7 separate regions of the Mus musculus genome follow, and regions 1, 2, 4, 5, 6 and 7 are each linked to region 3. Evidence: chromatin loops called from intact Hi-C (ENCODE). Cell type or tissue: heart. All regions are shown on one strand.

What was found. A loop is a pair of places that touch in the nucleus more often than their neighbours do. Peaks named below come from ENCODE experiments on the same cell type or tissue, not always from the same donor. Only the 100,000 strongest peaks of a DNase experiment are listed, where the experiment ranks them.
Region 1: it touches region 3 in a loop (2.4-fold over the local background); 4 of 42 quality-filtered maps call a loop at or near these places.
Region 2: a loop joins it to region 3, with 5 times the contacts of the local background. A loop is called at or near these places in 28 of 42 quality-filtered maps.
Region 4: a loop joins it to region 3, with 2.7 times the contacts of the local background. A loop is called at or near these places in 4 of 42 quality-filtered maps.
Region 5: a loop joins it to region 3, with 7 times the contacts of the local background. A loop is called at or near these places in 41 of 42 quality-filtered maps.
Region 6: it touches region 3 in a loop (5-fold over the local background); 17 of 42 quality-filtered maps call a loop at or near these places.
Region 7: it touches region 3 in a loop (4-fold over the local background); 38 of 42 quality-filtered maps call a loop at or near these places.

What each region holds. Positions count from the first base shown.
Region 1 is chr11:69,185,989-69,189,988 of GRCm38, forward strand. It overlaps Alox8 (arachidonate 8-lipoxygenase), which reads right to left. Exons shown (of 14, transcript NM_009661.4): 5 at 3,847-3,950; 6 at 2,621-2,793; 7 at 1,986-2,132; 8 at 1,675-1,878; 9 at 761-847; 10 at 475-644; 11 at 183-304; 12 at 1-83. Among named protein-coding and RNA genes, the nearest start is that of Alox8, 9.9 kb to the right of the region's middle. In heart, no CTCF peak of the experiment used is centred here; no DNase peak of the experiment used is centred here; H3K27me3 peaks cover 705 bases.
Region 2 is chr11:69,399,079-69,403,078 of GRCm38, forward strand. Kdm6b (KDM1 lysine (K)-specific demethylase 6B) reads right to left here. Exons shown (of 24, transcript NM_001017426.2): 15 at 2,998-3,203; 16 at 2,839-2,903; 17 at 2,681-2,752; 18 at 2,437-2,585; 19 at 2,185-2,299; 20 at 1,915-2,102; 21 at 1,629-1,770; 22 at 1,118-1,244; 23 at 862-1,032; 24 at 1-771. The coding sequence ends at 748. Among named protein-coding and RNA genes, the nearest start is that of Tmem88, 2.8 kb to the left of the region's middle. In heart, a CTCF peak has its summit at 2,307 (motif pointing right); DNase peaks (open chromatin) are centred at 423, 903, 1,243, 2,363 and 1 weaker place; H3K4me3 peaks cover 950 bases; H3K27ac peaks cover 1,133 bases.
Region 3 is chr11:69,511,840-69,515,839 of GRCm38, forward strand. It overlaps Dnah2 (dynein, axonemal, heavy chain 2), which reads right to left. Exons shown (of 86, transcript NM_001081330.1): 11 at 3,782-3,964; 12 at 2,837-3,051. Among named protein-coding and RNA genes, the nearest start is that of Dnah2, 35 kb to the right of the region's middle. In heart, a CTCF peak has its summit at 2,224 (motif pointing left); no DNase peak of the experiment used is centred here; H3K27ac peaks cover 669 bases; H3K27me3 peaks cover 1,034 bases.
Region 4 is chr11:69,191,404-69,195,403 of GRCm38, forward strand. It overlaps Alox8 (arachidonate 8-lipoxygenase), which reads right to left. Exons shown (of 14, transcript NM_009661.4): 4 at 121-243. Among named protein-coding and RNA genes, the nearest start is that of Alox8, 4.4 kb to the right of the region's middle. In heart, a CTCF peak has its summit at 1,602 (motif pointing right); no DNase peak of the experiment used is centred here; H3K27me3 peaks cover 502 bases.
Region 5 is chr11:69,265,530-69,269,529 of GRCm38, forward strand. No RefSeq gene overlaps it. Among named protein-coding and RNA genes, the nearest start is that of Gm40039, 5.4 kb to the left of the region's middle. In heart, CTCF peaks have their summits at 897 and 1,951 (motif pointing right); a DNase peak (open chromatin) is centred at 942; H3K4me3 peaks cover 689 bases; H3K27ac peaks cover 1,980 bases; H3K27me3 peaks cover 892 bases.
Region 6 is chr11:69,430,642-69,434,641 of GRCm38, forward strand. It overlaps Dnah2 (dynein, axonemal, heavy chain 2), which reads right to left. Exons shown (of 86, transcript NM_001081330.1): 73 at 2,213-2,339; 74 at 418-604; 75 at 109-257; 76 at 1-16. Among named protein-coding and RNA genes, the nearest start is that of Kdm6b, 16 kb to the left of the region's middle. In heart, a CTCF peak has its summit at 1,643 (motif pointing left); DNase peaks (open chromatin) are centred at 1,630 and 2,140; H3K4me3 peaks cover 273 bases; H3K27me3 peaks cover 403 bases.
Region 7 is chr11:69,255,726-69,259,725 of GRCm38, forward strand. Gm40039 (a long non-coding RNA gene) reads right to left here. Exons shown (of 4, transcript XR_879967.2): 3 at 2,993-3,133. Among named protein-coding and RNA genes, the nearest start is that of Gm40039, 4.4 kb to the right of the region's middle. In heart, CTCF peaks have their summits at 2,244 (motif pointing right) and 2,815; a DNase peak (open chromatin) is centred at 2,786; H3K27me3 peaks cover 443 bases.

The DNA.
Region 1 (4,000 bases), 330 kb before region 3:
TGCATGCTTGGCTGAGCAGGTGAATATCACCATGGTGATATACTGGACCAGGGCTTCCCGGGTATCCAACAAGGAGGGCATACCTGTGGGAAGAGCTGGGCTGGGGCCAGGCATCCTGGGGAACTGAGGACCTCACAGAGAGGGTGGGGTGGTGCCGTGCCCAAGGGCTAAGGTCCCTGTACCTGAGCTTTCTCGGCCGAGGAAGCCCTCAGAGAAGATCTCCCTCACCCAGGCCTGGAGCTCTTGGTCATCTTGGACGGATGTGTCACTTGGATAGTAGATGCTGACTATTTCAGAGACAAAGCTGCAACGAATACCTGGATTCAATCCCTGACTCCAAACCTGCTCCTCTCTGAGAAGCACCATTGTCCAGGGCAACCCACACAAGGCCTCCTTGGTGGGAACCTTTCCAGTGCACCCCATCTCCTGCCCAGGCTTTCTGCCCATGTGGCTTCCTGGGGATGGTTCCCTCACCTCTTTATTGCCCCCCAGATCTGCATCCCATCATCTCGGTAATAGTAGCCTGGGATGTCTTCCACACCTCGGGCTCGGATATCTTCAGGGAGACACAGGACAGAGTAGTTCAGCTGCTCCATGTTTCTCTTTATCAGGTCAGAGAATCCCCCAGTGCCAAGGCCTGTGGACTGAGGGAGAGAACGCCTAGCTTCAAAAGCAGGGGCAGCAGAGATACTAGGGTAACAGGGGCCATGCCCACCCCAGATCTCCATCTTCTTCCCACCCCTCCAAAGGCAGCTCCTACCTTGTCTATCAACTTCCCAGGGGCAACGAGCAGCTCCCGGGCAAGCGTGTTGATGTGCAGTGTGTACCGAATGTGAGGAATCAATAGCTGGAAGGAGATGGCAAGATGGGGAGCTCAAACCTGTTCCCCCAAACCAAACGCCCTGTGAGTCACACAGAGAGTCAGCAAGGACACTGTGCAGTTTGTGACAGCGTTCCCTGCCCAGTGAAGAAGGTTAGGGAGGCCCCATAGCATCTTGTCTAAGGCTTTCCAGCGGGCCTTTCTTCCCGCTGACACCAGATCAGTTTGTCAATGAGAACCTTGGGAACTTCCTGAGATGTCCTATCCCTCTGGCAGTCAGAGAGCCATGGAAAGCAGGGCTGGGGCCTGGCCCTGTGGAGCTGTTCCTCACAGCGCACTCAGAGAAGCAGGTGCTGGGAGTCACAGTCAGAAGACTCAGAGTGGAGAGCATAGAACAGGCCTAGGGCCTCGCTGGATGCATGTGTTTCCCTCACCAAGTGCACATTTCTCTGAGAAGACAGGGCTTCCCCTCCCAGGGAGGCTTACACTTTCTGATTTCTGCTTAGACATTCTCTTAGGCCCTGGATATGACCTTACCCTATGTTCTTCCGTCAGAATGGGAGCCCTGCATCCAAGCCTGGGACGATAAGGTCAACTGAGGGAAGGCCACTTGGAACATGAACCAGAAGATACAACATAATCCAAGGAATCTATGGGATTGGCTGCAGGCTACACCACCTTGTGTGTTTAGAGAAAGGGTCTCTGTGTAGTAGTCCTGGATCTCCTGGAACTGTGCTATGTAGACCAGGTAGGTCCCAAAGTCATTGTGATCCTCCTGCCTCAGCCCTCCAAATGTAGGGATTAAAGGTGTGTGCCACCATGTCTGGCTTGGACCAACTTGTTGAGCCACTGACCTTGAAGAGAGGGTGACACCTAGGCAGCTGACGTAATGTGGCCAAGGCAAAGACTTCTGGAATCAGATGGGCATGCAGCAGATGTGTGACAGCCTCATGGATGTAAAACTCAGAATTGCGAACCCAGGTCTTGGCCAGCAACCAGTCCCACGTGTCATCGCTGGGCAGGAAGATGGGGTTGTCTGGCCCGGGAGTCTGTTTGAGCTGGTGGACCAGAGCAGCAGAGAGTCAGGCAGTGGCAGTATCTGTCACCCACTCAGTGGGACCCTCTGTACTCTGCCATTGCCCTTGTCCCCTGCCTTCTTACAGACCTGGATGGCAATGGGAAGCAGGGGTCCGGACCCTGAGCTCTGGTGTAACAGGGTCATCGGGGCTGCAGAGAACTGAGGCTTTCCATTGAGGATGTTGGTGTGGACTCCAGAAAGAATGCCATGATCCACCAAGAACAGGGAGCCCTTCTGCAGGAGAAAAGGGAGCCCTGAGTGCACCTGGCTTCCTAAAGCAGGCGGCAGGGAGCAGGGAGAAGACCCAAGGTTGGGGCTGGAGAGATGGCTCAGTGGTTAAGAGCACTGACTGCTCTTCCAGAGGTCCTGTGTTCAATTCCCAGCAACCACATGGTGGCTCGTAACCCTCTGTAATGGGGTCTGGTGCCCTCTTCTGGTGTGTCTGAAGCAAGCAATGGAGGTTTACTCATATGCATAAAATAAATAAATCTTTAAAAAAGAGAAGGAAAGGAAAGGAAAGGAAAGGAAAGGAAAGGAAAGGAAAGGAAAGGAAAGGAAAGGAAAGGAAAGGAAAGGAAAGAAGACCCAGGGTTACCCAGGGAGTCCATTTTGAGAGTTGGTTCTTGGCATGCAAGGCAGAGTTGGTCCCTCTGTCTCCAGTAGGGGATGAGCTTGGAGAAACTAATAGGGTTTGCAGAGCTTGCAGTTTGGGCCCCACCCACCTCCAACTCAGCCTGCAGACTGGTTCCAGGGCCCAGCACTGGGGCCACCATTTCATCAGTGACCGGGAAGTTGTTTGGGAGACTGTGACAGCGGCGAATCAGGACCGGGTTGATGCCATTTAGGAACTGGGAGGCGAAGAAGGCATCTTCCTGCCAGTGTGCAAACACATACTCTGCAGGAGGGGGGAGGAGGAGAAAGGGAGGAAGGGGGAGAGGGGAACCAGTCACCAAGGCTCCTACAGGTCTCTTTTGACCCTCCTGGGTACCTATTCATTTCTGACCTGGATTTGGTTACTGACTATTCCTTAATCTCAGCCATCATCATCATACACACCGTCTACCTGAAACCAGCTCGTGAGGCCCACTAGCCTCAAATGCAGGATAACTGTGAGTCTTCTCCACCACAGCCTCCACAGCCCTCTTGGCATCCCAGGGCATGGCGAGTTGTCTCCTTGACTGTACATGGCAGAACCTAGAATCTCCCTAGGCAGCAACTTCCTTCTCCCCGCACTGAGGGCCACGGACTCTCCATCCTTGGTGTCTCTGCCCATCTGTCCACTTTATCCCTACACAGCCACAGCCTTGATGAGGCCACCAAACTCTGTCCTCAGCTGATAGCCCATGGCTGATCATCCTGCTGGCCCTCTGGCTCCACCCCATGGCCTGGAGCACATTCAGTAGAATCATTCGCAGCAGGTTGCTAGTCCCTAGCATCGTGCTCGGGAAACCCCTATTCTTCTGTCTTTAGGACCTTCGTCTTTCCTGTTCTCAGTCCTTAAAGGACTCTCTGCCCCATACTTCATCCTCAGTGTAAATACCCACTGAACTCTCCCCCTCCCCGTTAGAACTTCCTGGGACACCCTGAAAACTAGGGTGGGTCCCCCTGTCACCTAATTCTGAAGCCAACAAGCCAAGGAACAGTAATGATGTAATGATGTGACGTTGAGTCTTATGAAAAACCACAGCCTGACTTCACTGTGAGGCCTCTGTCCTCAGCCCCAACCATAGTTTAACTGTTAGATTAGGTCAAGGGTCCCCTCTGCCTACCACCTCTTTCGTGTCTATGGGACAATTTAAGGTCTAGGAGGAAGGGCATGGAGCCCAGCTAAAGTCACAAGGTGAATTGTTGCTCATAGTTAATTAGTTAATTAATTTTGTTCGTGCTTCCTGGCAGAGATGGGGACTGATATCCCAGAGAGGTTAGGATGCTGGCCCCAGTGGCTCACCTGCTGCTGGAGTCTTGCGGAAGTTAAACAGCCTTCTCATCTCCCTCAGACTCCTCCAGAGTCCTGTGCGGTCCAGGAGCCCTTTGACTTTCAGCTCCGTATACCTGATGGAAGATGGGAGGTGTGGGATAAGGCGCTAGGCCCCAGGAGACCC
Region 2 (4,000 bases), 110 kb before region 3:
CAGACGGGCCAAGCCCGGACATACTGGGGCGCAGGGAAGGCCCAGGAGTGGGCCTCCCAAAGAGGCAGGAGGGATGGCTTGGGGATGTAAGAGGTCGGGTTTTCCCAAAAAAAGAGAAAAAAAAAATGAATAAATAGAGGTGAGTGGGACTGTTATAAATTAAAAACCAAAAAACAAAAAGAACAAAAATACGAATCATAACCAAGTGAATAAACAAGAGACATATACAGGGATCACAGCTAGCATTGGAAGTAAAAAAAAAAAAAAAAAAAAAAAAAAAAAGGAGGTCCAGGGGTAGGGGTAAAGCCCATAGAGAGAATCTCATTAAAAACCTCGGCTGCCGAACGTCTATGTACACAACGAGCCGCGAACGTCTGCGCCGGCGGGCGGCGGGCGGGCGCGCGGCGGGCAGGCTTGAGGGAACCCGTATGTGACCCCCGCCGCCGCCGGAGCCTGGTCCTTGTGTCTGTTGCTAGAAAGGCCAAAGTCGGTGAGGGGAGGCGCTGGTGGGCGAGAGGCTGCCAGCCCCCTCCCCGTCTCCCATTTTTTTTCCTTTTTTTTTCCTCGTATTTGTTAAAAAAAAAACATTTTTTTTTTCTTAATAAATTAAGTGAGGGGAGCTGCCAATAGGGTGGAAGGGCTGGGCCCGACCCCCTTCCCGGCCAGAGGCGGGACCTAGGTCCAGCCCAGGCGTGTGCTGGTGGCCCCGCCGCGCCCAGCGTGGGCGGGCGAGCGGGGCGTCCGGCCTCATCGAGACGTGCTGGCGGGAGCCTGCGGGGAGAAAGTGGGCAGCTTCAGTGGTGGGCGGATGGGGACCGGCCGCTCCCGCGCCCCCTCTGGAGCCCAGGCGCTCGCTCTCACCAGTGTGAAGGCATCGTAGGCCTGCGCCAGCTCCTCCGTGCGGTACTGCTCTAGCACCACCACGCCCTGTAGGCCCGCGCTGCGACGGCGCGCACAGCCCTCGCAGTGCACCAGGTACGTGTTTCGGCTGCCATTCTCACTTGTAACGAACAGGATGTTGAACACCTCCACCTGGCCAGGAGAAAGCGGCTGTCACTAAGAAGTCACTACTACTGTTAGGTCTCTTCCAGGCAGGGGGAAGAGCTTGCACACTTACGTCGCATTCGTTGCAGTAGTAGGCAGGCTCGTCTTTGACACGGCCTTGGTAAGCGATCTTCTTCCCTGCCCGCACCAGGCTCTCCCGCTGTACCTGACAGTGCTTCATTGACTGCAGGAGGCAGAACCTGAGCAAGACCCAAAGGGTGGGTGTTGAGACAAGGCTCCAGCGGGGTGCCAAGGCTGGAGGATGGCAGATGGGCAGGGGTGGAGCTCCAGAGACCCTAGCCCCACGGACTTCCCTGGGCAACCCTCCCTTTCTTTTCGTTTCTGAGTTGCATTTCCCGTCTTGAATATGTCACACTTGACATTTCAAGGTTTTGTGTGTGTGTTTGGACCACAGGAAACAACGGCTATGAGATGAGAGCAGGGCTTCTGTCATGTCCCCAGCACAGTGACACTTAAGGTCTTAAGGACATGCTGCAGACGCAGGGGAAGAATGGGGAGCCAGGAAGAACAAGGGTGGGGAACAAGCCAGGTGGGACGGGCTGGTAACCAAACAGGGGTCTCACTTGATCATCTTGAACAAGTCAGGATCGCTGATCTTGACCGTTCGAGCGACGTTCCAGGACACATGAATCATGGGCACAATGGACTTGACGTTCTTCACCTCGTTCCACTCATATCGCTCCAGGGCCAGCTGGTACTGATAGGCTGTAGGCCAGAGGAAGTCATGCAGGGGTCTCAACCAGCCCCCGGCCCCTTCTTCCCTCAGACTCTGATTCTCCAGACCCAGTTTTCCCCTCCAGGGTTCGCTCCTCATACGTACCCCATGATGACCCGACCCCAGCCTCTTACCGGTGAGGGGCCCCACGTTCCAGGCAATGTTGTTGCACCAGCCGGTAGCCTGCACCCAATGTACAGTCCCTGCATTAATCCACACAAGGTCTCCAGGGCGCTGCACGAAGCGGTAAACAGGAATATTGGACGCATAGAGGTCATCCAAGATTGGCCACCAGGAACCAGTCAAGTAGTCCACACCATGCCTGTGGAGAGGGCAGTCACAGGGTCAGGTGGGAAACCCAAGGACCCGAGGTGATAGGGTGACTTGCAAGGGGTGATGCGCACCGGTCGCAGAAGGCGCTGATGGTCTCCCAATAGTGCTCATGTACCGCGAACCACTCGCAGTCCCCAGGGCCAATGTTGATGTTGACTGAGCAGAAATTGTTATTCTCTTGGTGGCCTGCAGAGGGAGATAGAACGTCACAGAAGGTCTGATGCAGGCGAGCAAGGAGCGACAACCACGCCCTTTGCCCTCATTGGCTAAGGCCTAAGAGTGCGCGCAGCCAGCACAGTACGCATGCGCAGTGGAAAGCACACCTGGCGTTCGGCTGCCAGGGACCTTCATGTATAGCTGCACGGTGTTCATGCCCAGGATGGTGTGGCCCACGTGGCTGAGCATGTTGCCTGTGGATGTTACCCGCATGAAGGCGGGCAGTTTCAGCAGCTCCTGTAGCTGTGGCTTCCACCTGTGGACACAGGAATGCCGACGAAATTAAGAGGGTGTCCCAGACCAGTACCTAGCAGGGTTGCATCCCAGTTTCACTGGTCTAGCCTCACTGACCTCTTGGCATCAGACAGGTCGATGTTAGTGCCAAACTTGATGATGTGATGGTTCTTGGGGTCCGGTGCACTGCTGCTGGGGCAAAAATCACAGACAGGTTGATGGCGAGCCAAGGGAGGAGAGAGAGAGAAGCAGGGAGGGACAAACTTGTACTTCACCTGGGAGAGGTTCCTGTAGTGCTGTCTGGTTCCTCGGATTCCTCATCCTCACTCTCCCTCTCCTCCTGCTTGGTCACACAGGTACGTGGGTCAGTGACTTCCTGAAGCCCTGACCCAGTAAGCCCAGCACCCTTACTCCCTCTTGTGCCTGATCCTCACCTGCAGTGACTCCTGGAAGGACGAGGCCTGGTACTGTGCGTATTTAGCGATGGTGGTGTGGGAACGGGAGCTCTCACAGGGCCAGATTTGTCTGGTACCTGTCAGGTCCCAGTTCTCGTCTGAGGGCTGCTGTACTTGGGTACGGACCTCCACCGTATGTTCACCGCTCGCCTCCACCAGAGTCTTGGTGGAGAAAAGGCCTAAGTCTGAAAGGAGTGCCAAACAAGATGTCAGTCAGGTCAGAGGCTCAGCTCACCCCTTTCCTTCCAGGCCAGGGCTCTGACGACGTGGACAGAGATTTGGCAGAATTCAGCACCAAGGAATGGGCACGAATCACAATCCTAGGAAGCTGACGAGGCTGCCTCCTTCTCAGCCCCTTTCTGCAACTACTTCATGCCTCAGGTCTCTCGCCTAGAATTCTTAGGCATTCATATGCCCACATGCTAGAAAACCAATGAATGGCTCAAGTGAAAGATTTAGTCGAGCTTCGAGTACCTCCCAAATGACTCCCTGGGAGGAGAGAATGTCCAGGTATAAAGGACACGGAATTGATTTTTATGTTTCTTCATTGTTTCCTCTGGTTTTATACTGCTTAAAATTTTGCATTAAAAAAAGGAAAAAAAAAAAACTAACCATGGATGAGAAGTAGTCTATAATTCATTCTAATTCTCTTTTGTTTGTTTTGTTGTTTTTTACAGACCAGACAGGGTTTCTCTGTATACCCCTGGCTGTTCTGGAACTCACCAGGCTGGCCTCAAACTCACAAAGATCTACCTGCCTCTGCCTCACTGCTGGGATTAATGGTGTGTGCCAGCCCTACCTGGCCACTCTTTTCTTTTCTTTCTTTTTCTTTCTTTCTTTCTTTCTTTCTTCTTTTTAACTTATTTTGTTACTCTTTTTTCCCCCTCTTCCCCTTCTCCCTCTTGCTCCGGCCCATAGGTTCCTTATTATTTGTTTCTCATTATGGACGGTTGTGAGCTACCATGTGGTTGTAGGATTTGAA
Region 3 (4,000 bases):
ACAAACAAACAAACAAACAAACAAGCTGCAGGGGAGGGAAAAGCCTGTTTCTAGCAGATGACTAAAGCAGTCATCTGTCCTAATCACACAGGCATCTCATGCCACCTTCTAGAAAGCCGAGCCGTGCAGAAGACACTGACTGTACAGCGTGGGGCCAAATCTCTGACATGATCAACTTAAGACAGGAAAATGTCATGATTGAAATGCAATCCCTTATTTTTGTTCACAGCTTTGATGGCATTATGAATGTAAACTTTCAGATTTATAGGCTTATTTATTTAGTGTCCGTGTGAGTGCATGTGTGCCTGTGTGTGCCTCTGTCTGTGTGTGTGTGTGTGTGTGTGTGTGTGTGTAGGTCAGAGGACAATTTTCGGGAGTCAGCTCTCTTCCCACCACTTGAGTTCAAGGGATGGAGCTGAGGTCATCACTTTTTAGAGCCGTCTCCCTGGCTCTACACACTGCTCTCATATTTGATGGAGAAAGGACAGAGTGGCCAAGTACGCTCACACCCACGTTAGCCCACGGTTGTCCACGAGGGAGACTCTCTAGCATAGCACCTTTGGGGATATCCAGCCCTAGGCTGGGTGGTGGTGCCACACACCCTTAGTCCCAGTGTTTGGGAAGCGGAAGCAGGTGGATTTCCATGAGTTTCACACCAGCCTGGTCTACAAAGCAAGTTCCAGGACAGTCAGAGCTGTTACCCAGAAGAGCCCTGTCTGGAGGAGGAGTAGGGGTGGGGAGTGGTATTCAGCCCTATTACGAGCCTGCAAATGTTATAACCAATTAAACCGTTTGTCTATATAAATATATAACTAGCTGTGAATCTGCTTCTATACTATGTAGATAACCAGTTATAATATAATCTGGGCCTAATGTTCCTTCTTTTTCAGAATCTCAAATCAGTAAGAGGCCATTTAAAACTTCGAGTTTTTGGGTTTGTCTTTTTGTTTGTTTTTGAGACAGGGTCTTACTATATGATTTGCCTGCCCTGTAACTCCCTGTGTAGACCATGCTGACCTGGAACTCATAGAGAAACACTTACTTCTGCCTCCCAGGTGCACCACCAGATTAGAGACACGCACCACCATGCCAGGCAAGACTTATCTATTGTATTTCATGTGTGTAAGTGTTTTGCCTGCATATGTGTACATCATGTGAGTACCTGGTACCAATAGAGATCAGAAGAAGGTGTCATGTCCCCGGGAACTGGAATTACAGATGTTTGTGAGCTACCACGTGGGTGCTGGGAACCAAACCCAGGTTCTCTGCTGAGCCATCTCTCTAGCCATAAGAGGCAATTTTATGGCTCTTTTGGCCCTACCTTGTGCCAAAGCTTCAAAACCAGAGAACCTCACCGGAGCTGATGCCCACCTCTCCCCGACTACTTGTCCCAAACCTCATCTTCCTACACTTCGTTCCTTAACTGCTCATCTGTGTGGCTTCTAGTGTCCGCACCCCCAACCCCCACTAAAGCCCGCCCCCCACTAAAGTCTGCCCCTCACCCCTCCTGCTGCCTCTCCATCTTGGTTCTTCCACTTCCTGTGTGTCAGCTCTTCCTGGTCAGGCACCTTCGGTTGTCCAGAACATAGTCCCATCTGTCCCTGGACCTCCATCTCCCTTCTGCACCCTTGTCCAGCAAATACAGATGTTATGAGCTAAGGCCAACCCTAGAACAATGGCCTGGGAGCTCCGGAATGGGCTCTCACCACAGGGCACACAGGTGATGGCAAGGGAGAGCCCAGCCTACCACATAGAAACTTATCTCCTGATTAGGAAGACGAGGCACCAGAGGATTCACGCCCCTGAAACAGACACCTCACCACCCCGGCTTTCTCCTTTTCTGCTCTTGAGTAAACCTTGGCCGAGAGAATGACAACATGGCCCCTTGAGGACAGGGACACCCTGCATCAGTTCCTGGCGCATACGAAGTGCCCACTGTTTGTCTGGTTTGGGGGTTTATTTTGTTTTGCTTTGGAATGCGGCCCAGGCTGGTCTTCAACTCAAAACTCTCCTGCCTCAGCTTCCTGTACTAGGATACTAAGAATGGGCCACCACACCTGGAACTCACTGTATATTCTTAATAATTGATGAACTAGTTGCCTTTTTAAAAGAACAATGTGAAAATGACATTTCAAAGCTGTGGGAGAGAGTGCTGTCTTAGGAAAGCTCAGACTAGCGAGCAGAGTTAGATGACTTAGCTGAGCTGTCACCGCCATCTAGTGCCGGAACAGTGACATCACTAGTTTAGTACATTGGTGAATTGTTAAAAATCATAGTTGTAGTCTGCTTGCTTGCTTACTTTAAATAAGCGGTAAAAACTAATTTTTTTTCAGTACTCAGGACTGAATTTAAGACCCCAGTCCCAATCTCGGAAAAACTAAATTTAAGAAGCGATAGCTATCGGGTGGCAGTGGTGCATGCCTTTAATCCCAGCACTTGGGAGGGGAGGCAGAAGTGGTGGATCTGATTCTGTAGCCAGCCTGGTCTACATAGTGAGGTCCAGAACAGCCAGGGCTACACAGAGAAACCCTAGCTCAAGGGGGAAAAAGAAAGAGGAGAGAGAAGAGGAAGAAGAGGAGGAGGAGGAAGAGGAAGAGGAAGCAGTGACAGCATCTGAGTATGGTGGAGTCCAGCTGTAATTCTAGCACCATACTGAGGCCAAAGATCACTAGTTCAAAGCCAGCCTGAACTACATGGTGAAAACCAGCCTCAATTAAAGCAGACATCAGGAAAGATAGGGATGGAAGAGGGGACCCAAGATGGGAGTTAAGGTCTTGGGAGAGTGAGAGGAGACTAGCACCAAGGACAGGGGGAGGTGCCAGGGTGGGTCCTGTACTTGTCAAAGTTGACATCCAGCATGCCCACTTTCTCCTGGCTAATTCGTAACAGTGACATGTCCAGTCGCCGAATGCAGTCCTTGTCCAGCGTCGCTGTCCACTCTTGGAAGGTTTTTCGAACCATTTCATCAATGGCTTGAGCCATCTGCTGATAGGTATGTATGCTCTCCTCGCCAGTCCCAATATGGGGCAGGAAGTGGGCTCCGGAAAGGCACTGGGTAGGGGTGGGGGAGACAAAGGGGAAGCTCATTTATACAGACCTGCGACACAGGTACCTGCTCACCCCTCAGCCCCTGGAAGGAGGCTGAGGCTGTGCTACAGAGGGAGGACGCCACACTGTGAAGGTGGGCGCACAAGGAGAGGCAATGTGAGCACCCCCAGGACAACAGCTGGAGGAGAAACACAGGGCCTGAGGGCTTCTAGTTCAGGGCACCCCGGGCCCACCTCAGCCCAGTCATCTGCAGCCTCCCTCACTTTCTCTCAGAATAAATCAAGGACAGCAGGTAAGGAATTCCACCAGCTTTCACCCCTACCTGCACCCCAAAGCTAGAGTACTGACAGGTTCTCACTGGATAGCTCAGGTTGGCCTGAGCTCAGTACTCAGCAACAAGAGAAAAGTCCTGCCCTCTCCTTGCTCCTTGTTCCTGTTTTTCCAGAGAGCGCAGGTTCTGCTGGCCCAGGTCTCTGGACCTCCAGGTCACATCCCTGTCCTGTTACTCTGACTTCCCAGATGACAACCTTATGTCTCCTCCCTACCTTCATACAGAATGTTAAAATGACCTTTGTGCCACTCACCACGCCTGCCAGCTCTGCAAACCAAATCATGGCTTGCCTGAGGACTGGCCTAAGGATGCTGTCTGAACTCACCCTGCCCGTCCCAGGCTGTACACAGTCCGTACACTTGGTGTTCACCAAAGACAGTTCAGAAGAGGCCGGGCACTTACGTTCATGACTCTGTCTATGCGTCGCCGAAGGATCCGCACCCAGTGGGCCTGTCCAGAGTACTGAGTCATGTATGGCTCCAGATATGGCCATTTCTTGTTCAGCTCCCGGTTCACCAGGGCTAACTCACTATTGAACAGCATGTAGAGGTCGACAGCCTTTTTCTCATAGGTTCGCATGATGGCCTAAGCAACAAGGGGACACGCTCCTTGGGGCTAGGG
Region 4 (4,000 bases), 320 kb before region 3:
CCTGACTTCCTTTGACGATGAACGGCAATGTGGAAGTGTAAGCTGAACCCTTTCCTCCCCAACTTGCTTCCTGGTCATGATGGTTTGTGCAGGAATAGCAACCCTGACTAAGACACTCACGCGGAGTGGGCTTTAAAGAAGAGTTTGGCATTCTTCATCGCAGAGTACTTGATGTTGAGGTCCAAGTCTTTCACAGTCTCGTGGTCAAGGCAGCGAGGCCAACCTTCAATGTAAGTCTTCCAGCTAGAAGTGGGACAGACAGGTGAATGATCAGCAGCAGCTTCAGGAGCCCTTGCATGGAGAGAGAAGAATCCCTGCCCCAGGGGACCCTGGCCACAGCCAGCCCCCTTCTGCCAGGAGGGGCTCTCCTGAGACCCTCCCTTCTATGCTCACTGGGTTGGATAGAAGCTACATGTCCCCACAGGGAGACTTCTGAGCATATGACCTAACTTGGGTCAACAGGAGGAATGTGAGGTTGGAGCCCTGGGGTCTCTTAAGTGTCTGGATTATAGTGTGTAGATGTCGGGAACGTGACCTAGAAAGGAGCTTAACATTTGGTGTTTGGGTCATTTAAAAATTAGTCTTTTAGAGTTGAGGCCAATGTAGTGAGACCCTTTCTCTAACCAAAACAAAATTTAAAAGGCTGGGAATATGGCTCGCAGTAGAGCACCTGCCTAAGATGGACAAGGCCCTAGGTTCAATCTCCAGCATAAAAAAACTAAAACTAAGGGGCTGGAGAGATGGCTCAGCGGTTAAGAGCACTGACTGCTCTTCCAGAGGTCATGAATTGGATTCCCAGCAGCCATATGGTGGCTCACAACCATCTGTAATGAGATCTGATGTCCTCTTCTGGCCTTCAGGTGCACATGCAGAAAGAGCTCTCATGTATAAAATAAACTTTTAAAAAAAATCTTAAAAAGTAAAAATTAAACATCAAAAATTACTGCACAGCCTGAAAAGATGGCTCAGCGGTTAAGAGCACCGACTACTCTTCCAGAGGTCCTGAGTTCAATTCCCAGCAACCACATGTAATGGGCATGGCTCACAACTATCTGTAATGGGCAACCAATACAGTCTTCTGGTGTGTCTGAAGACAGTGACAGTGTACCCACATATATGAAATAAATATGGCAGGAGCAGCAGGGCTCGAAGAAAAAGTTCCTGCACTTGTTAAGCCTAACGTGTTTGACCTCCACATGCATATGATTGGTTGTGTTCATACACACATAACATGTAAAAAAATTAATTATAGGGAATTTTTTCTTTTTCTGTTTTTTAATTTTTGAGACAGGGTTTCCCTGTGTAGCCCTGGCTATCCTGGAACTGGCTCAGTAGATCAGGTTATTCTCAAAATCAGAGCTCAGTCTGCTTCTTCCTCCTGAGGGTTGGGGATTAAAGGCATGCACAACACTGCCCAGCACACATTTAAAAAAATAAATAAAAATAAAAATATTAAGATGGCCCTGGATATAAATTAGTAATGTGTGTTTACTCAGAATGCAAAAGACTTAGGTTCAATAACCAGTATTCAACAATTTAATAATGAAAAATGTTTTAGATTTGAGATTTTGATGTCAACGGGCAGGTTGCAATTAAAGTGTTCTGCCACCAGGTGGTGGCCAAACTCTTTGTCTCAAGCAACCCAGTACTGGCTTCATGTGGGGAATCTTGGTAAAATGGAGATTCTCACTTGGTAGGTATGAGGTGGGCCTGAGTGCTTGCCTTCTCTGACTGGCACCAAGAAGATGATAATGCTAGGGTTTGAAGCCTTACTTCAATTGTAAGTGCTGAGGGTCCACACTGAGAATAGATGGGGAACAATGCTAACAGCACACATTTAGGCAGGGCTTAGATTTCATGCTGTTGAGTACTTTTATTTTTGTAACAACAACACTTCTGCTCAAATTCTTGGCCCAAGAGGAACCACTCAGAATCATCAGGACATGGGAACCAAGGAACAGCTGGGGACAGGCTCCTTCAGGTTTCTGTCTGCTCCCTAGAACTGACCCTGTGCCACAGCTCTCCATACCCAAATTCATCCTGGAGAGAACTAGTCTCCCAGGAGTATTGACGCTCAGGCTTGCAGGAGGGACAAGCCACAGTTAGAGACAGCAAGACCAGCTAACACCAGAGATAACCAGAGGGTGAGAGGCAAGGGCAAGAACAAAAGCAACAGAAACCAAGGGTATCTGGCATGATCAGAACCCAGTTCTCCCACCACAGGGAGGAGCCCTGTATACTCCAACACACCAGAAAAGCAAGAGTGAATTAAAGTCACAGATCATGATGATGATGATAGAGGACTTTAAGAAGGACATAAATAACTCCCTTGATGAAATAAATACAGGAGAACACAAGTAGAAACCCTTAAAGAGGAAACACAAAAAAAATCCTTTAAAGAATTACAGGAAAACCCAACCAAACAGGTGAAGGAATTGAACAAGACCATTCAGGATCTAAAAACTGAAATAGAATCAATAAAGAAATCACAAAGCAAGACAACCCTGGAGACAGAAAACCCAGAAAAGAGATTAGGAGTCATAGATGCAAGCATCACCAACAGAATACAAGAGATAAAGAATCTCAGGTGCAGAAGATACCATAGGAAACATTGACACAACAGTCAAAGAAAATACAAAATACAAAAAGCTCCTAACCCAAAACATCCAGGAAACCGAGGACACAATGAGAAGGCCAAACCTAAGGATAATAGGTATTAAAGAGAATGAAGATTCTCAACTTAAAGGGCCAGTAAATATCTTCAACAAAATTATAGAAAAAAATCCCTAACTTAAAGAATGAGATGCCCATAAACATACAAGAAGCATACAGAACTCCTAATAGACTGGACCAGAGAAGAAATTCCTGCTGTCACATAATAGTCAAAACACTAAATGCACAAAACAAAGAAAGAATATTGGAAGCAGTAAGGGAAAAAGGTCAAGTAACATATGAAGGCAGACCTATCAGAATTACACCAGACTTCTCAACAGAGACTATGAAAGCTAGAAGATCCTGGGCAAATGTTATACAGACCCTAGAGAACACAAATGCTAGCAAAACTCTCAATTACCATAGATGGAGAAAACAAGATATTCCATAACAAAACCAAATTTACACAATATCCTTTCATAAATCCAGCCCTACAAAGGATAATAGATGGAAAACTCCAACACAAGGAGGGAAACTATACCCCAGAAAAAACCAAGAAGGTAATCTTCTTTCAACAAACCTAAAAGAAGATAGCCACACACACAAATTCCAACTCTAACAACAAAAATAACAGGAAGCAACAATCACTATTCCTAAATATCTCTTAGCATCAATGGACTCAATTCCCAAATAAATAGACATAGACTAATAGACTGGATACATAAACAGGACCCAGCATTTTGCTGCATACAGGAAACACCCCTCAGTGTCAAAGACACTACCTGGGAAACAATTTTCCAAGCAAGTGGTCCCAAGAAACCAGTTAGAGTCGACATTCTAATGTCGAATAAAATCAACTTTCAACCAAAAGTTATCAAAAAAGATAAGGAAGGACACTTCACACTCATCAAAGGAAAAATCTACCAAGATGAACTCTCAATTCTGAACATCTATGCTCCAAATGCCAGGGCACCCACATTCATAAAAGAAACTTTAGTAAAGCTCACAGCATACATTGCACCTCACACAATAATAGTGGGAGACTTCAACATCCCACTCTCATCAAAGGATAAATCATGGAAACAGAATCTAAACAGAGACACAGTAAAACTAACAGAAGTGATAGACCAAATGGTTTTAACAGATATCTATAGAACATTTCATCCTAAAACAAAAGAATATACCTTCTTCTCAGCACCTTATGATACCTTCTCCAAAATGTACCATATAATTGGTCACAAAACAGGTCTCAACAGATACTAGAAGATTGAAATAATCATATGCATCCTATCAGATCACCCCGGACTAAGGCTGGTCTTCAGTAACATTAAAAACAACAGAAAGCCCA
Region 5 (4,000 bases), 250 kb before region 3:
TAGTCTAGAGACGCTGCAGCTCTGATTGGCTGTTACTCCATCCAGAAAAGAGGTCGGTTTCCTCACGTGATGAAGCCTGACCCCGTCACGTGATGAAGCCGGACCCTGGCTCCAGGCGTTATCCTCACCCTGTGTACTGTGGGTCCTCTGGTAAGTGAGTCTGTGTGTTCTTTTCTCGAGTCTTACTCTTGGGAACTATGTGAAAAATAAATAATTTTAATAACCACAGAACTAGGCTGGCTCAGTGGTTAAGAGCGCTGGCTGTTCTTCCAGAGGACCAGGATTCTATTCCTAATATCCACGTGGTGGCTTACAACCATCTGTAACTCCAGTTCCAGGGAATCTGACATCTTCTTCTGGTCTCCCTGGGCATCAAGCACTTGTGTGGTGCACAGATACACATATAGGCAAAGAACACATACATAATTTTTAAAATGTTAAATACAGAACTATGGGCTGCGATGTGTCTGCGGCAGAGCCTAGTATCACCCCAGGTTCCATCCTAGACCCCAAAACAAATCCTCTTGCTAAGGCCACTTCCATAATGTGTTGAGTTCTATGCCTCCAGCTGTGGGGGAGGGGTTTCCAGAAATGCTCTCTGCCTTGTAATTCCCTAGTGTTTTCCCAATTCCCAGAGGGCAAGTTCAACCCCACTATCTGCAGACCATCTCTCTGTCTTGGGAAATTTTAAAAACTAAAAAAAAAAAAAAAAAAGATGTATATCTTTAAGAATCACATTGCTGTAAAAGGACGGCATGGAACAGCAATTCCTCCCCTGTCTTCTCTCTTTCCTCTTCCAGTAAAAGAGACATTTCCCCCAAGTGTGCGCTCTGCCCCGCCCCCTCCTTTCTGTTGAAGAGGCAGCGAGCAAGCGCATCCTCTCTCCTCCCGCACCTGCAGTACTCAGTAATGGCCGCCTAGGAACTCAAATCAGTACACAGACTTCTTCCTCCTCCCCCACCCCCACACTCTGTATTATATTTAGTCCACCATGTGACTTACACATAGGCAGTCTCCCAGGATCCGGCACTTGGGTTGTTTTCACTGTGGCTGTGAGCGTCTCAGAGGTTTTCTGTCATGCTGCATAGATAAGCGAGTACCTTACAGTGTGTGCTTGTGCTGTCAAGGGGGAAGTGCAAGGTTATCAGGTTCTCTCAAATGACCATCGGAGTATGATGTCCAACCTTGGATCTGGGGTTCTTTGCCAGTCTATTAAGTAGGGAAAAATGGCATTACTGGTTTTTATCTTACATTTCTCTCTGAGTTTGTATTTCACTTCTGTTCATGTGTTTAAAAGTTCTTTAGTATTTATCTCCTCCCTCACCGTGTGTGTGCATGTCTGTCTGTTTGTCTGTCTGTGTCTAGATCCCTTCTTCTACAGTGTGGGTCCTAGAGGTCCAATTCAAGTCATAGGGCATGTTCTTACCCACTGAGCTATCCCCCTGGCCATTATTATTTTTTAAAAAGATACTGTTTATTCAATGTATATGAGTACACTGCAGCTGTCTTCAGACACACCAGAAGAGGGCATCAGACCCCATTACAGATGGTGGTAAGCCACCATGTAGTTGCTGGGAGTTGAACTCAGGACCTCTGGAGAAGCAATCAGTGCTTTTAACCACTGAGCCACCTCTCCAGCACTATTACTATTATTATTAACAACAGGGTCTCTCTATGTTGCCTAAGCTAATCTTGAACTCACAAGAGTTCCTTCTGCCTCTGAATGCTGGATTAAAGGTGTGCACTGTCATGCCCAGCCTAAGGTTTTTGTCTATTGTACTAAATTTAGTCATTTTATTTAATTTCTGGGTTTTTTGTTTGTTTGGTTGGTTGGTTGGTTTTTGGGTTTTGGAGGTGTTTTTGTTTTTTGTTTTCTGTTGTTTGGCTTTGTTTTGTTTTTAATTTACAAACAACGTGCCCTTGTAAAGATCTGCGTGACCACTAGAGGGGGAAACGACTCCAAGTTTAACAGAGGCAGCACCTCCCAACCTCGACCTTTCTCATCAAGTGTTAAGACTTTTCTTCTAGCCTCACTGTGTGTGACTGGGCACAAAGGCTTCTGCCCATACGGATTGCACACACTGGTGCCACAGCTCCCTCCTGGGTCCTGATGACCCTTCCCATGCCCTGTGAATACCTGGTAACTGAGCCGTGTGGGTCCTTCCTTTGCGGTCTCTGTACTTGGCTTGGACCCTGGGTGGTCAGGTCCTTTAGGAGTCTCTTCCTCGACCGCTCCTGCCTCTCGCTCAGACTCAGGGACTCTGAAGTCCATCTCATCCCCAGGCAGCTATCGACCGCCTGTCATGTCTGCTGCTTAAGCCACCGTTAGCCGGCTTCCTACACTTGACCTCTAATTGAATTTCCTTGGAAACTCAGTGACAAGATTGATTCCGCCTAATTGAGTCAGAGATGGACTCTGGGTGCCATTCATACTGTCCGTGTCTGCCTGGGGCTCTCTGGGCTGAGGCCCCCAGACTCTCACCATCTTCATCTCAGTAAGGAACCTTTTACTTTAAAGGATCCTGCGGCTCTTTTTGGGGGGAGGCAGGGATAGGGAGGCAGGCCTCAGTGATCAGAGGACAGGAGATGCTTGTTTCTAAATTTGCTTTGTGTTCTTGTTCAGGTGCAATTCTGAGGGAAACAAAACAACCCCAGACCAGAGCGGAAGTCCTGGCTTGCTCAAAAGCAAGTTCAGAGATGAGTACAATGTACAATGTCGTCTGGCTTCTAGGAAGTCGGCGACTTAAACTTTTCTTCTTCTCCTTCAGTGTTCCTGGTATGACTCAGTAACGCAAAGGCAAGTGAGGGAAATGTGGGGGCTGCTGGGCTGTCGATCGCACGGCACTAAGTTCCAGGTAGACAGCAGAGAGACGCTCTGGGTGCCGATGTGTGGTAGGGTGGTCACAGACTTTAACTACATATCCCGAAAAGCTAGAGAAAGAAGCGTGGGTTAACAACCGAGATCAAGAGCCCTTCCCCCACCCCTTGGGTTATTGGGATAAAGGTTAAAAATTGTCAGGAAAGAAAATGATGAAGTCTTTTACTGTGGGTCAAATCCTTGTCACAAGCACCCCGCACACATTCCCCCCCCCTTTCAAAAGATGAAATCTCTCTGGTGGGGTAAATGGGAGACCTTATTGATCGCTGTCAGACTTTTCCCAATGCCCTGCTGAAGCAGCAGCTGCCAAGGCCAAAGCCAAGCACCGATCCCAGGACCCACAGAGAGGAAGGCTGGAGCAGGAACCACAGAAGCCATCTCCTCAGTTCTTGAGTCCGCTGATACCGCGAGTGCTATCGCCACTTCTGCTGAAGGACCTGCGGCCATTTCCAGAGGCAGTGGGAGCTGACAATCAAGTCGCCTGAGTTATTTATCCTGCTGTGGCCACGGCAATCACTGACAGTGTTAAAAGCCCTTGTAGCTACCTGAGGGAGATTCAAAGCTGGACAATGACACTGGGAGGAGACTTTAAACCTGTTGCAGACATCCCACAGACACTTCCTTTCCATTGAGGGGAGCTAACATGGCTGTCTTGCCTACCACTCTAAGACTGGAGACTTTTGGGAGCCTCTGTCTACGCTGTGCCAGCTTCAGAGGACCCTCAGAGGACCAGATCCACTGCATCTTCAGATAGCCCCTCCTACAGGTGACAACCCAGTGAGGAAGAAGCCCCCATGACAGCTAGTAAAAGCACTGGCAGATGAAGGATGCTTCTCTAGCAGCCTGGGAGCCCTCCCTTCTATAAACTACCTAATTTCATCACAGAAGGGTTTTTCTAGTCATCTTTTGTCTTTATCACAGGTAGAACAGGTCAAACTAGTTGCATGAAGTACAGGCGATTCCTGGGGCGGCTAGTTCCAAGCACACTAGCACCCCGCCCCCAGAGGGGTACAGAAGAGCCCAGGCAAGAGCTGTGAGCAGAGACTTCCAAAAACAAGAGACTCCCGAAGACCAGAGGTAAGCCCTTGCCCCGGAAGCACTCATGGGTCCTGACAGCCATCA
Region 6 (4,000 bases), 81 kb before region 3:
TAGAGTCCTCCATCACCTGGAAGCACAGGGGTGATGTCAGGACCGAGGGGAGGGTGTGGACAGGCAGGGGCTGCTGGGCTGTGTGAGCAAGAAGGCAGAACCACGGACCGATTTCATGTTTAGCACAGGCGGTTCAATGAATCGAGAGCCAAGGTTGGACACGATGAAGGAAGTAACACAGAATGCCACTCGGTCCTGACGCAGGGAGCGGACGATCAGCATCCGCTGCATCTCATTGCACGCATTCTCCCACTCACCTGCAGACGAGAGAACAGCAGCCCTGAGAGTCAGTCAGGAAGGAATCTCAAAGGTGGAGAATCTTCAGGGGCTGCATTTGTGAGTGTGTGGGGTGGGTGTGGGGTGGATAAAGGGAAGGTCAAACGGGCTCCGAAGAGGCGGGGGCTGGCAGCCTGGCACCTGGCAGCATGGCCTTCTCCGGGGAAGAGTTGGTGTACCACAGGTGCCAGTCCCGAGGGTACTGCTCAAAGGAGTTCATGAGCCCATGGAAGTTGGTCAGTTTGTCCAGTTCTGTGATATTATCCCAGTAGGCATCTGCCAGCCAACTGGTACATGGATTGTCCATTTGGCCTTCACGATCCAGGACCTTGGGGAAGAGAGAGAAGATGCCTAGAACCCTCAAAAGGAAAGTTCCTAAAATAAAACAACAACAACAAAAGACAAATGTTTGTATTAGTTTTGGGGTTTTTGGTTTTTTTTTTTTGGTTTTTTGTTTGTTTGTTTGTTTTGTTTTTTTGAGACAGGGTTTCTCTGTGTAGCCCTGGCTGTCCTGGGGCTGGCCTCAAACTCAGAAATCCGCCTGCCTCTGCCTCCCAAGTGCTGGGATTAAAGGGGTACGCCACCATGCCCGGCTCTAAATGTTTGTTTTAATGAATATTCCAACTACCCTGATCTGGTCATCACACACACACACACACACACACACATGTATGTACTGATACTGAAACACCTCATTGCAAGCCAGGCATGGTGCCTGTCACCAAAACACCCAGGTGCCAGGCTAGACAAGAAAATGACCAGGAATTCAAGGTCAGCCTGGGCTATACAGTGCATTCTAGGCTAGCATAAGCTATAAAGAACCTTATCTTAAAAAAAAAATTAAGCCACGCTATACCCAGTAAGACTGTGCAATTGCTATGTTTTTTTAAGATTTATTTTTATTGTTGTATATTATTAATATAATGTATAATGTTATTATATTGTAGTTGACTTCAGACACACCAGAAGATGGCATCAGATCTCATTATGGGTGGTTGTGAGCCACCATGTGGTTGCTGGGACTTGAACTCGGGACCTTTGGAAGAGCAGTCAGTGCTCTTACCCGCTGAGCCATCTCACCAGCCCAATTGCTATGTTTTAATTAAAAATAAAACATGATATTTTAAGTTATCTCCTCCCGTCGTGTGTGTGTGTGTGTGTGTGTGTGTGTGTGTGTGTGTGTGTGTGTGTGTGTTTGGTGTTGGTTTTCTGTGAAGCAGAGTGAATGCCTAATGAGGAGACAGGAATCTAAGATGGACGCAAAGCCACCTTTACTGAGGGATGCATGGTGGGGGGGCACTGCATACCCACAACAGTTAAAGTTTAGGAAGCTGATGCCCTCTGGTGGCTTAGTGGCAGAAATAGCTCCAAACCCACCCACTGTTGGCATACTCCTCCCATCTGTTCTTATACTCATGCTTTTAAACGAAAATCTGTGTTTTTCCCTCCACTTTGGTGTGTGTGCACACGCCGCGTGTGCGTGTGGTGTACGTGCAGGTGTGCAAGTGTGTGAAAGGCAGAGAATGATGGTGGGTGCCTCCATTGCTCTTCACTTATTCCCTAGAGATCAGATCTCTCCCTGAACTGGAAGCTAGCCAATTAGGCTAGGTCAGGCTAGGTGGGTGGTAAGCATCTGTCTCCATCTTTCACTGTCCTGCTGAGGTTATAAGTACATGAAACTCAGCTGACTTTTTTTTTTTTTTTAAGGAAGAGAGTCAAGTATACCTGGGTTTCATGTAAGAGGTGATCAGATGACCAGCTTGAAGTGGGTCTCCAGAGTCACGTAACAAGTCAGCCCCTCAGCCCCAGGTGCTCCGAGTACTCACGTTTCTGGGGAGCCTTCGATTCTGCCCTCCCTCTGACTTGGCCTCCTCCACACACCTGCTGCCATCCCCATGTGACCCCCGTGCAGGGAGGTGCCCTCCCACCAACTCACCACACCCCCACGCAGGAAGAAGTTGTACTCATCCATGTTGAGCTTGCCGGACGTCTCCAGGATTTTGGCGCACATGTGAAAACTGAACAGAAGCTTGTGGCGCTCAAAAAGGGTTCGGCAGGTGTACCTGGGAGGCACAGAGGAATGGGCAGGGAAGATGGAGGGGGTGGAGGAATGTGGGGTGAGTTGCCCCGCACGAATGCTCGCTCAGTGGGTAACGGTCACAGCCTTACCCAGGAGGACTGTAGCCAGCGTCTAACCCAAACCTCCTGGAAACAACCAAGGCCCCGGGGGCCTTGAGAGATTGAGTTTTCCCAGTGTCCATCCATAACTAGGCATTTAGTTCCATTAAATAAACAAAACATTGATTTTTCTCTCACTATCTTGCTGGGCACTCTGTAGCCCTGAAGACACAGATAAGTAAGCTATGGTCTAGGTCCGTGAGGAAATCACAGCTCAGCAGGGAGGCAGCGTGCTCTGACATAGGGACCCAGAGGCCGTCATGATGAGCTCAAAGTGGTGTCTAGGGAACTGAAAGGCATGGTGCCCAGCTGTGTCTGATCCTGAGAGCAGGTGTCTTGAGGTGTGTAGGGATTATCCGGTGACATGAGAGGCACAGCTGAGTGTTCCAGGGAAGACTCGCAGTGCAAGGAAAGCCCAGGAGGAAAGGGCAAGGAATGCCCAGGGGGAAAGGGCACACACGGGGTGAGAGTTAGCAGTGCTGCCCACACAGCTGGTGACAAACTGAGGCAGGGGGAGGCCAGGTCACAGAGGCCTTTCGGGATCCCTCAAGATATGACAACCACTAAAGAGGTTAAGCCAGGAGCAACAGGGTCATTTTCATGCCTGGTAGTCTGACAGACACCCACAACTGGAGAACAGACTAGGAGGGACACAGGGGCAGGGTAATCTACTGGGGGCGGGAGGGGGGAGAGATGCTGTGCAGTTTCTGTGAAAATATGCACTAAGGTCCAGCCCTGGTAGGCGGGGCAGGGAGGGGGACGGGATCAGAAATACCTATAAGAAGAACCCAGCAACTGCCTTGAGCTGGTCAATTAGAGCAACTTCAAGTTGCTGGCATGGGTGTGACGTGGGTTGGCAGCTGTGCCATTCAAAGATGAGGACCCTGGTAAAAGAGGGTGGAACACAAGTCCACCCTCGACCTGAAACAAGCTGGACTTGATGGGTCTGTAGAGGAGTCCAGGAAGAGAAGTACTCCGCTGTCCAAAATGTGATCCACAGGCTGCCATGGTGGTCGGCAGCTAAAGGAGCCTGCTGCCAAGCCTGGGGGGACCTGGGTTTGATCCCCTAGAGCCCACAGGCTGGGAAGAGAGAACGGCCTCCTGTCATCTGACCACTGATCTTCACAGGCTGGCTGTGCCATACATGTGCATGCCGCCTTCCACAGAGAATTAGTAAATGAATGTAAGTTTTAAAAATTCAATGAAAGATGAAATAGACCAGGATCGACAGCTCCTTGGAAGCTGATTAAAGAATCACAGAGCCCAGCCGGGCCGTGGTGGCACAAGCCTTTAATCCCAGCACTTGGGAGGCAGAGGCAGGCAGATTTCTGAGTTTGAGGCCAGCCTGGTCTACAAAGTGAGTTCCAGGACAGCCAGGGCTACACAGAGAAACCCTGTCTCGAAAAACAAAAAAACAAAACAACAACAACAACAAAAAATCACAGAGCCTACCAGAGACTTCCTGAATCCCAACCTGGGGGCAGATATCAGGTGTGTGTGTGTGTCTATGTATCTACTGTGTATAGATCTATGTGTGTGTTCATGT
Region 7 (4,000 bases), 260 kb before region 3:
AGAAGGTGGTTAGCAGTCACCTGTAACCCAGCACCATGGGATCCATCTTCTTCTGGCTTCCATGAGCAACTGCGCTCACCACCCCCACCCCCAATTAAAAACAGTCAAGCTCTTCCTCCGTTTGGCATCTCCCCTAGGTCTCGCCCCTATTTCTGTTAAGGTCCCCCTGCTTGCCTTCACATTGAGGGATGGTGCAGAAGATGTTTCATCATCATCATCATTATTATTATATTGAGTTATTTTATTAACATGTGTGTGCTCACACATGCGGAGGTCAGAGGACATCTTGGTGGAGTGAGTTTTCTCCTGCCTTTCCAAGCATTTCTGGAATCAAACTCAGAAGGGCAGGCTTGTGTGACAGGCACCGTTACCCACTGAACCATCTCAACAACCCAAGGACTTTTTTTACATTGTGGAATAAACACTGTACTTTTGAGTTTGTGCCTGATTTTTTTTCTTTTCTTTTCTTTTTAGATTGAGACCACAGAATTGTTTGGAAATAGAACTGACTAAAGATGGAAATAATTATGAATCCAAATAGAGTCCTCAGGGTTTTTTTCCTTGGATGCCTTTCTGAGTCATGCTGATTTTAAAGCAGCCCTTCTCATGATTCCCTGCTCCTCTTTAGTTTTCCATTTTTGCCATTATGTTCTAAATTTCCAAGAATTTTTTATTCTCTGGTTGCTTCTTTTTCTTCAGCAAATGGATATATATATATATATATATATATATCATAAATTTTTCAATTTTTACCATTTATAAATGTACAGTTCAATGGTAGTTAAGCAACTGACATTTTTGCATGATCACCGTCACTGTAGATATCATCTCCAAGAAAACTGGGCCTAGTCTACAGTGGCTACTTCTCCCTACTATCCTATCCGACTGCTCTGTTTTCTAGCAGTTTGCCTGTTCTGGGTACCTTATGTAAAAGGAGCTGCTGTCCTCCGGCTTTCCCACCAGCGCATCTCTGCGTTGGTACACACACTGAATCCCATTTCTGTTTCCACTGCTGCTACACTTCGATGATACACATTTACTACTACAAGCTGTTTGCTACAATCCAAGTCTCCGCCCTTAATGGTATGGACAGGGGGGAATCGGGATGCTGAGACTGCTCTGCCTTACCCACGGTTTCCAGGACTGATGATGGTTCTGAAAGGCTTGGGAGAGAAGGTGTAGGCTGAGGCTCTAGAGATGGTGTGGATTCCCTGACCGTGTCCACAGATCATCTTTAGCTTCCTGCACTGGCAGGCTGTCTTCTTCCCTCAGTACAGCCCGGACTGTATGATAGCGCAGGAGTCCATTCTCTTGCAGATCCGCCACCAAGGGCATCCCCAGAGGTAAGGCTCTGATGCCTCAGGCTTGAGCAGTCTGTAGAGACCATGTGTACCCAGGGTTCCTTTGCCCATGGTTCTGTGGAGACCATAATAAGGCAATACTGCTCTCTCTGGGGCTCAGTTTCCCTCGTGGGAGCTGACATCAGAGTGGTGGTGGTGGCAGGAGGGCAGCAGAGGCAGCCACTGGGTTGGAGTGACAGCTGGGATTTGCAGAGGGCTGCACCTGCCTCTTTAGGCTTTTCAGCAAGCTTCCTTCTCTGGCTGACCACAGGGCCAGACCATAGATAACAGATCTTCCTCCTAGGGTCCTACAGCTCAGAAACTCTGCCACCCGGGACCCTTAGGCCCATCTGCCTCCCAGGAGCCTCCCTTGAGCCTAGGACAACTTGACTCTCAACAGGAAAACAGCCCTTTCCTTCTTTTTTTCTCCTGACGTATCTTCTCCAGTTTTGAATTTGCTGGAAACGATCAGCTTTGTTGCAGTTTCATTGCTGTCTGTCTCTGTTTGCTCATTTGCGTGTGATAGGTTTCAGAGACGAGAGGCAAGTGAGAGGTACGAAACCTGGCATCAGTGAAGTTACTGAGCTGTAATTTTCCAAGGCCTTACATTTTCAGTGTCGTTTCTATTCCATCATCTTTTTATCTTTTTGGATAGTTATGACAGTTGATTCCTGACGTTCTAGTCCATTCTCAATTAACTGCACAATCCCGACATGTTTTCTTTGGAATTGTACTTTCAAACCACAAAGTATTGTGGGAATGCGATGTGATCAGGACTATAAATAGCAGCAACTGCATGCTTTTGAATCAAGAAAGATGTTTTAAATTGATCTAGATGTACTGTATGCAGACTACCAGGCCTTAGGGTGGAGTCCTGGTATCTAGACTCTGAAAAAAAACAATATTGTCCACCAGGGGGAGCTGTAGACCATGTTTAAGTTATTTATTTATTTATATTTTTCTTTTGTTTTGTTTTGGGTTGGGTTAGTTTTTGTTTTGTTTTAGAGACTGTTGCTTTATGTCTTTCTTGAGCCACTTTCGAACATGATTCTCTGGACAGTGGGTTTAGAGAAGGCAGAAGAGCGTCCTGGGTAGGGCAGGGAACCTGACTGTAGGCCGGTCTGGTTCCAGGTAGACAACTCTGGGGTTATCGGGTTTGACTCTTCCCCTGTAACCGGCTTTGTTGACCACGAGGCTTACCTTTATTTACTTTTTAAAATTCATTTTTTGACAAGTTCACACATGTATATAATACATTCCGGACACACGCATTCTCTTTCTTAGCTTCCTCCTACCCCAGTCTTCCCCACAAGCCCCCCTTCCATCACTGTGTGTTTAGTTTTGTTCTGTGGCCCAGTATGTTTAACCAGGGCCACCTGCATAAGTACACACACCTCACTAGTGGGTGGCTTCATCACCCAAGCAAGATAAGGACTCCCTTCCCCGCAGCAACATTGGCTGCCCATAGGGGGAGCCCTTCCCCACCCGTGAGTGAATGCTGGCAGTTCCAGTCTTGTGTAGTCCAAGTGCAATGGCTATGGGTTCCTGAGTGCAGTGGCCATCTCACGCCCAGAACAGCACTTCCCAGCTTCCCTCCCCATCCTCTGGCTCATACCTTCTTTCCACTTTCCTCTTCTGTGATGTTCCCTCACCTTGGCAGGATGATCTGGATATCCTGTTGATAACTGAGCACTCAACAGTCACTCTCAGCATTTTGACCAGCCATGAATCTGCAGTAAGCATCATTCACTGAGAAGAGAGCCTTCTTTGACACAACTAGGAGCAACACTGGCCTATGAGTATAAACACAAATATTTAGGAGGTGGTTTGACAAGACTTAGCAAGACAGAAGTAGTGTATTCACCCTGAGGGCCTAGGGCCTCTCCAGCTACGGACTTTGAACCGGGTCCAAAGTATCAAGTATGAATGCCATCTTGTGTGGCAGACCTCAGATCCTCTCGGGACACAGGTGGTTACCCCCATGACAATCATGTCACTATTGCATTAGTGGACACATCTTGCCTAGCAGGTTGGTATGGAGGCACACAAAGGAGAGTCTCCTTTCATGGTGGCAGATGTGGCTGCGAGGCTCCAGCCTCTCATCCTCCCAGACTTAAGTTAAAATAGCCCTACTTGCCTGGAGACTTCAACGAACGTCTAAAGTTCAGCTTTCAATGCAGGACGCTCCCCTAGAAATCTCTGTAACCTTACCTCAACATCCACAAGGGAGTTGTATGCATGAGCCACCACAATAGAAACTGGTCTATCTTGGTCAAGGATTCACCCTGAAACCTAACTCTGTCACCAGGCAATGTGATGGGTTAGCCCGAGTTACATAGGGCTAACGGTGGAGCCAATGTGACCCAGGTGACAAGAACTGAGAAAGCCACATAAACCCTGCTCTGCTACCAGGATGGCTGAGTGGGAGGGCACTGCACAGCCCTCAGAGAGCAGGCTGGAAGGAGAGGATGGGCAAGACCCAAGACACACAGAGGGATTCGTGAGACCAACACAGGTCTCAGGATCAGCTTCACACCCAAAGAGACTCCTTCCTTGAAGTGTGACGAATGGGCAGTCTACAGTGATGACTTCGGCGTTGTGGCACTGGGAGGTGACACAGTCAGGGTTTGGCTTGTGGCTAAGGGGATGCTGGCAGGTCT